Regions from separate parts of the Homo sapiens genome. Here region 2 is linked to region 1. A link is a contact called in ENCODE Hi-C or POLR2A ChIA-PET data. All regions are on one chromosome and are shown on one strand. Each heading gives the region's core, a stretch centred on a gene start or an enhancer-like site at or near the end of the contact. The rest is flanking DNA. Distances are from core to core; before and after follow the strand shown. Region 1 holds the start of SLC25A33 (solute carrier family 25 member 33). Region 2 overlaps CLSTN1 (calsyntenin 1).

Region 1 (3,925 bases), core at 541-3,040:
GTGAACCCGGGAGGCGGAGCTTGCAGTGAGCTGAGATGGCGCCAGTGCACTCCAGCCTGGGCTACAGAGCGAAACTCCGTCTCAAAAAAAAAAAAAGAAAAAAAAAATTAGCCAGGCTTGGTGGCGGGGCCTGTAATCCCAGCTACTCGGGAGGCTGAGGCAGGAGAATCGCCTGAATCCGGGAGGCGGAAGTTGCAGTGAGCCCAAAGATCGCACCACTGCACTCCAGCCTGGGCGACAGAGGAAGACTCCCTCTCAAAAAAAAAAAGGAAGTCTCAATGGAGACATGGAGGGAAGGGTTGCAAGGGAATGAATGACAGGGAAGAGATGAATGAGAAACTCTTCCAATCTATGAAGACCCACCGAAGTTTTTGGTTAAAGTAACCTGGTGACTGCCCACAATACAAGTACAAAAAAAGCTCAGGGACGCTTTCATCAGTCATCTTCCAAGATAAGTTTCTCAACCATTGTTTGTTGTAAGGAACATATCCAGGTAGGAATCCAGGCTGCAACTACTCAAGCCAAGATGATCATCCCAGAATAAACTATTTTATGCAAAATATCCTACACTCAAAAATTCCTGTGCCAGGCCGATGAGGTCCTCAAATTAATACTCCAAATATCTGTAAGACTCCGAAAGGACCCCAAGCCACCGGCTGTGATAAAGGAAAAAAGAAAATTACTAATACTCAAAAATATTTTACCTTCTATTCTCGGCGGGAGGTGACAAGGGGAGGTGGCGAGGGGTACCATCTCCCTTCCTAACCGCAGAACTCAACCTCCTAAAAATGCATTGTCTCCGCTGGAAAAAAGGTGCCTGACCATAGACCTAATGCAGCTTTCAAAACAAGGAACACCTTACAATTCTGCGGTCTCTGGCGTTGGAAGCGTCTACCAGCCGGCGAGAAGTGTCTCAACACACCTTCCAGACCTCATATGAGTTCGGGTCCCTGGCTTAGCCACCCCGCGTGTGGCCGCAAGCATCACCGTTCACCAGCACCACCCAGGCCTTGCTGACGTCCAACGTCCGCAGACCTTTTTGCCCGTCCGGATGACCTCCCGCGCTGCCCTGAGGAACCTCGGGCACACCCGAGCATCAGCGATCCTACCACGGGCTCTGAGGCGCTGCGCTTCGGGAGAGGCCCCAGGAGAAGGGGGCGGGGGAGGGGGGGCCGCGCCACAGCGTCCAGGCTGGACCGCCGCCGAGCACCACTCACCGGCCACTGACTCTTCAGAATGGGGAAAAGCTGGGGACGCCGCGGGGAGGACGGGCGGCGGGGCACAGCCGCCCTCGGGGCTGCGGTCAGGACGTAGGGGTGAGGAAGGCCCGACCCCCTCCCTCGGCCCTGCCCACCAGTCCCCGACGCCGGGACTTCCTCCTCCCGAGCGCCGGCGCCGTAGCCCGGGGAAGGCCGGTAACCGCCGCGGGAGGCTGGGGCCGCGCCCGGGGCGAAGGCCGAGGGGACCGCAGGCGGTGGGGCGCGCGCGGCTGGGCCCGGGAACTCACCCGCCGGCGAAGAGGTGAAGCAGCGTGTTCTCCTTCTGCTGGCCGCCCGTCGCCATGGCCGCGCCGGCTCCGCGGCCCGTCGCCGCCCGGTGGCGAGAGCGCGTGGCGGCTCGAGGGATGCGCGAGGTCGCCGGGTCTTGTCTCCCCGCTGCCCTCAGGGGGCTGCCGGCAACGCCTCCATGCGCGCGCGGGCTCCAACGCCCGGCTCTGCTCGGCCCGCGCCTTCCGCGGCGTGGCCGCCGGCGCCTCACCGGCCTCTGCGGCGCGAGCCCGGCGGGGAGCTAGAGCCCGGCGCGCGGCCGTCACGTGGCGGGGGCCGGACCGTGACGTCACGGGCGCGCGAGTCTGGGGCGGGGCGTGACGGGGGTGTGGACCCAAATTTCGAGCGCTCATTGGTTAGGACGCGGATGTGGGCGGGGAGGTTGCGCAGTTCTGGGGCGGAGCCAGCCCCGAGCGAATGACTGGGGAGAGGGGCTGGCCTAGGCCGGAGCGTGGAGGCAGTGGAAACTGGCTGTGACTGACTGGTCCTCGCTCCTCAGAGAAGCCTCGCGAGGCCCTAGGCCTTGCCTTATTTTAAAAGTTTACTTTGTGATATTTACGTGTGCAAAAGGTGTACAAATTACGTGTTACATCTCACACCTCTGTACTCACCACCCCGTTTAGGGAAACAAAAACATAATCTAAAAATCTATAATCTAAACAGCCTTAGATAATCAGTGAGGCCCTCACGGTGGCTCACGCCTGCAATCTCAACACTTTGGGAGGCCGAGGCGGGCGGGCGGATCGCCTGAAGCCAGGAGTTACAGACCAACCTGTCCAAGACGGCGAAACCGTGTCTCTACTAGAAATACAAAAGTTAGCCGGACGAGGCGGCGCACCCCTGTCATCCCAGCTACTTGGGTGGCTGAGGCTGGATAATCGCTTGAGCCCGGGAGGCGGGGGCTGCAGTGAGCCAAGATCTTGCCACTGCACTCCAGCCTGGACGACAAAGCGAGACTCTGTCTCAAATAATTAATAATCATTATCATTATGTGGATTTTTGATCTCCCTATAAGTAGTAGTATATGCTGCGTATATTTTGCAGTATGCTTTTTGCTTCTTTTCTGATCATCTCCAGCCCAGACCTAGATATCCAAACTGCTTCTCTCAGCCTATGTCACTGGGTCATTGTCATACTCAACCTGACATCTTCTAATCTCCAGGTCTCCCCCAGATGGAGACTTTCCTGGCCGCCTTTGCAGCGCAGTCTGTCACACGACTATAGAACCAGGGCTTCTGCAGTTAGTTTGTTGATTTATTTAAGTTGTCCTTCCCATACAGGAATGTAAGCTTCAGGAGAGCAGGGACCTTATTTCTTTTGTTCACAGTTGTTCCTGACACAGTACCTGCCACCTAGTAATGCCCAAGGAGCTAATGAATAAAGGTCCCAAATTGAACTTATCATTCTTCCCCTCCCCCAAACCTGCTCTACCTCTATTTCCTGTCCTGGCAGTGACACCACTGACTGCACAGGCACCAGTGCCAGAAGCTTTCCTGTTACCTTGGACTATGTCTCTCTGTCTGTCTCTCTCTCAGCAGACCACCATTCACCTGCAGAACGTACCAACCCTTTCTCTTCCGTCTCTCAGAGCTCCGGAAAGCTGTACCTTGACCAGAACAAGCAGTTAGATGTCCTGTGTGTAAACATAGAGAGCTTAAGTAGGAGGGAATTGTGTGGAAACGTGGGAGCTAGCCAGCCAATCTGTATTTGATTGCTGGGACTCTTTAAATAAAAACAGCTCTTAGGAGCAGTCCTCCAAAATGCAAATACAGTGGTTACTATTAAAGCCATTGCTCCCAGGCCTAGGAGAAGGGGAAGCCATACTAGGGCATGAGATATCTGAGAAAAAGAAGTAAAGAAAACCCAGCACAGTGGCCCACTCCTGTCATCCCAGCACTTTGGGAGGCTGAGAAGAGTGGATGACTTGAGTCTAGTAGCTCAAGACCAGCCTGGATAACGTGGCAAAACCCTGTCTCTACAAAAGAAAAAAAAAAGTAAAAATAAATAATTTTTTATTTTTATTATATGTTTTTTTTAATTTTTATTTATTTATTTTGAGATGGAGTCTTGCTCTGTCACCCAGGCTGGAGTGCAGTGGCACGATCTCGTCTCACTGCAACCTCTGCCTCCCGGGTTCAAGCAATTCTCCTGCCTCAGCCTCCTGAGTAGCTGGGATTACAGGCATGCACCACCACACTGGGCTAATTTTTGTATTTTTAGTAGAGACAGGGTTTCACCATGTTGGTCAGGCTGGTCTCAAACTCCTGACCTCGTGATCCGCCCACCTCAGCCTCCCAGAGTGCTGGGGTTACAGGCGTGAGTCACCGCACCTGGCCTATTATTTTAAGAGGAGGCCTCATTCTGTCACCCAGGCTGGA
Region 2 (3,925 bases), core at 440-2,939, 250 kb before region 1:
GTGGGAGTGAAGTCAAACAAGATTCATTCTGCGTGGATCATTATAGTGGTTAGTGAGGAGCACATGGGGCTTCTTACTCTCTGTTGTCTACTTTGGTATCTTATCAATTTTACACAATACGAGAAGGTAAAATTACTTGATATAAAGCATGTTTGGTTTCATCTGTTAGGATGGTCTATCAAAAAGCAGAAAATAACAAGTGCTGGGAAGGAGGTGGAGAAATCGGGGCCCTTGTGCACGGTTGGTGGGAATGGAAAATGGTGCAGTCACTATGGAGAACGGTATGGCGGCTCCTCAAAACACAAAGATACAATCACCCTAAAGATAGAATCACCGTATGATCCAGCAGTCCGCCTTCTGGGCATATTCACAAAAGATTAGAAAACAGGGCCTTGAGGTATTTGTACACCAGCATTAGCAGCATTGTTCACAATGGCCAAAAGGTGGAAGCAACCCAGCGTCTGTTAACCAGGGAATGGATAAGCAAAACATGGTATCCTTCTAACGGAACATCATCCAGCCTCGAAAAGGAATTCCAACGCATGCCACAGCAGGGGGGCACCTCGAGGACATTATGCTAATGAAGCCAGTTACAAAAGGATAAGTGTGGTGTGATCCCACTCATATGAGGTACTAGAATAGTCAAATTCCTTTTGTTTTTTTTTTTTTTTTTTTTTGAGACGGAGTCTCGCTCTGTCGCCCAGCTTGGAGTGCAGTGGCGTGATCTTGGCTCACTGCAAGCTCCGCCTCCCGGGTTCACGCCATTCTCCTGCCTCAGCCTCCTGAGGAGCTGGGACTGCAGGCACCCGCCACCACGCCTGGCAAATGTTTTGCATTTTTTAGTAGAGATGGGGTTTCAAAGTGTTAGCCAGGATGGTCTCGATCTCCTGACCTCATGATCCGCCTGCCTCGGCCTCCCAAAGTGCTGGGATTACAGGCGTGAGCCACTGCGCCCGGCCTCAAATTCCTTTTTTTTTTGGAAACAGTCTCACTCTGTCACCCAGGCTGGAGTACAGTGGCATGATCTCAGCTCACTGCAACCTCCGCCTCCTGGGTTCAAGCGATTGTCCTGCCTCAGTCTCCCAAGTGACTGGAATTAGCATGGACTACCATGCCCAGCTAATTTTTGTATTTTTAGTAGAGATGGGGTTTCACCATGTTGGCCAGGCTGGTTTCAAACTCCCAACCTCAGGTGATCCACCCATGTCGGCCTCCCAAAGTGCTAGGATTACAGGCATGAGCTACCGCATCTGGCCTAGAATGGTCAAATTCTTTATTTTTATTTTTTTGAGACAGGGTCTCACTCTGTCATGCAGGCTGGAGTGCAGTGGCACCATCTTGGCGTACTGCAGCCTCGACCTCCCAGGCTCAGGTGATCCTCCCACCTCACCCTCCCAAGTAGGCGGGACTACAAGTGTGGCACCACCATGCCTGGCTAATTTTTGTATTTTTTGTAGAGACGGGGTCTCGCCAGGTTGGCCGGGCTGATCTTGAACTCCTGAACTCAAGCGATCCACCTTCCTCAGCTTCCTAAAGTGCTGGGATTACAGGTTTGAGCCACCACGCCGGACCCTTAGTCAAATAGTCAAATTCACAGAGACAGAAAATAGAATGGTGGCTGCCAGGGGCTGGGGGAGGGGAAATAGGAAGTTAGTATTTAGTGGGTGCAGAGTTTCAGTTTTGCAAGATGAAAGAAGTTCTAGAGACGGGTAGTGGTGGTGACGGTTGGATGACAGTGTGAATGTACTTAATGCTATTGGCCTGTACACTTAAAAATGGTTAAGATGGTAAATTTTTATACTGTGTATTTTCCCACATTAAAAAAACTTGTTTGGAATTTGGAGGAAAAATTAGAAGGCTCACGCCTGTAATCCCAGCACTTTGGGAGGCCAAGGCAGGTGGATCACGAGGTCAGGAGATCGAGACCATCCTGGCTAACATGGTGAAACCCCGTCTCTCTAAAAACACAAAAAATTAGCCGGGCACGGTGGCAGGTGCCTGTAGTCCCAGCTACCCGGGAGGCTGAGGCAGGAGAATGGCGTGAACCCGGGAGGCGGAGCTTGCAGTGAGCCGAGATCACACCACTGCACTCCAGGCTGGGCGACAGAGTGAGACTCCGTCTCAAAAAAAAAAAAAAAAAAATTAGAAGGCTCACTTTAAGCTTTCAAAAGTTGCAATTGTAGGAAGTGAGGATTACTTTGCAGGTTCTGTTTCAAATTCATATTTTTATCAACCATAACACAAGCTCTGAGAGGGCAGGGGCTGTTTTACTCACCATTATTTTCTTGGTACCTAGAAGACTACCTGGGCCTCGAGAAAGACGGATGGATGGATGGAAGAAGGGGGAAACAGAAGCCCCTTCTTCTGGATTCTCCTGCCCTGTCATTCCTCCTTAGCTCTCAGTTCTAGTTGGGGACAGCCCCATCTCCGTGTGCGGGAGATACCTAGACTCTAAACTGCAGTCTCAGCCCAGCCCCTTCCCCTTCTCTTCTCACCCCTGCAGCCACCTCTTCACCCCCAACTTCGTTCTTGGGACTCTCCTGGCATCCTACCCTGAGGCTCATGTGCAGGGTCTGGTCCCCTTGCTTCCTTCTTAGTGTTCAGGGTGGGATGTGCACCAGGGAGAAGGACATAGGGGTTCCTCCTCCATCTGTTCCTGCTCATTCCCTGGTCTTTTCTCATGATGCCACCATGCATGCCTTGCGCTCCCCAACACGAGGAGCCCGATGTAGCTCTCAGGCCCTGTGAGCTGGGTAGTGGTGAGCCCATGCCCAGCCATAGACCGCCTGGTGGCGGACAGGCAGGTGTCCCAGCCTGTGAGCAAGAGAGTGGATCCAGATGTGCAGAGCTTGCAAACAGCTCTCACCTTTGTTTTTTTTTTTTTTTTTTTTTTTTTGAGACGGAGTCTCACTCTTGTCAGCCAGGCTGCAGTGGAGTGCAATAGCACAATCTCAGCTCACTGCAACCTCCACCTCCCGGGTCCAAGCAATTCTCCTGCCTCAGTCTCCTGAGTAGCTGGGATTACAGGTGCCCACCACCACACCTGGCTAATTTTTAGTGTTTTTAGTAGAGACGGGGTTTCGCCATGTTGGCCAGGCTGGTTTCGAACTCCTGACTTCAGGTGATCAGCCTGCCTCGGCCTCCCAAAGTGCTGGGATTACAGGCATGAGCCACCGCGCCCAGCCTCACCTTTCGTAGAACAGCTGCATTGTGTGTAACAGTATGTGGTGGTATGATGCTTGTCCTGGGAAAAGTGAATAAATGCAGGGAAAGTTTCACTGTACTATTAAAAAACTCAATTGTTCTGTTAGCTTAAGAATTTATTTGACACTTAATGTGTGTGTTTTTTGTTTGTTTGAGGCAGGTCTCGCTCTGTCACCCAGTCTGGAGTGCAGTGGTGTGATCTCAGCTCACTGCAACCTCCACCTCCCAGGCTCAAGCGATTCTCATGCCTCAGCCTCCCGAGTAGCTGGGAGGTCCCAAGTAGCTCCCAAGTGTACCACCATGCCTGGCTAATTTTTTCCTATTTTTTGTAGAGACAGGGTTTTATCATTTTGCCCAGGCTGGTGTCGAACTCCTGAACTCAAGCGATCCACCCACCTCAACCTCCCAAATTGCTGGGATTACAGGCATGACCTACCGTGCCCGGCCTTAATGTGTTTTTATTTTAAAAATTAACTTCAAGCTGGGTGGGGTGTCCCACACCTCTGAGACAGAGTGAGACCCTGACTCGGAAAAAAAAAAAAAAAGAAATTCACATCAATGTAATGCACAAATTATTAAAGTGGCTCTTTTAAAGTGTACAAGTGATTTTCATGTAGACATCATTGGTTTTCCTTAACGGGGTGGATGTCAGTCAGTGGTTCTCAAGGGAGGAGGGAGGAGGATTGCCCCCAGGGGATCTTGGGGAATGTCTGGAGACACT

Evidence for each region. A loop is a pair of places that touch in the nucleus more often than their neighbours do. ChIA-PET counts read pairs that join two places held with the same protein, here RNA polymerase II (POLR2A). Pooled maps may share reads with other maps.
Region 2: a loop to region 1 is called in a pooled map, with 12 times the contacts of the local background. The contact joins the enhancer-like site here to the promoter of SLC25A33 in region 1. A Hi-C loop is called at or near these places in 4 of 50 pooled maps. POLR2A ChIA-PET finds 5 or more read pairs at or near these places in 2 of 52 experiments (OCI-LY7 and activated CD4-positive, alpha-beta T cell).

Annotation. Positions count from the first base shown.
Region 1 is chr1:9,537,330-9,541,254 of GRCh38, reverse strand. It overlaps SLC25A33 (solute carrier family 25 member 33), which reads right to left and starts at 1,790. Exons shown (of 7, transcript NM_032315.3): 1 at 1,508-1,790. The coding sequence starts at 1,563. RefSeq lists enhancers at 935-1,064, 1,731-2,025 and silencers at 1,135-1,494, 1,515-2,034.
Region 2 is chr1:9,785,620-9,789,544 of GRCh38, reverse strand. All of the region lies in intron 1 of CLSTN1 (calsyntenin 1), which reads left to right. Among named protein-coding and RNA genes, the nearest start is that of CLSTN1, 36 kb to the left of the region's middle. RefSeq lists enhancers at 299-1,087, 2,721-3,221. Within about 2 kb of position 1,689, at least 7 of the 41 ENCODE cell types and tissues checked have a DNase peak (open chromatin) inside an H3K27ac peak, as active enhancers do; they include OCI-LY7, where a contact is called at or near this core.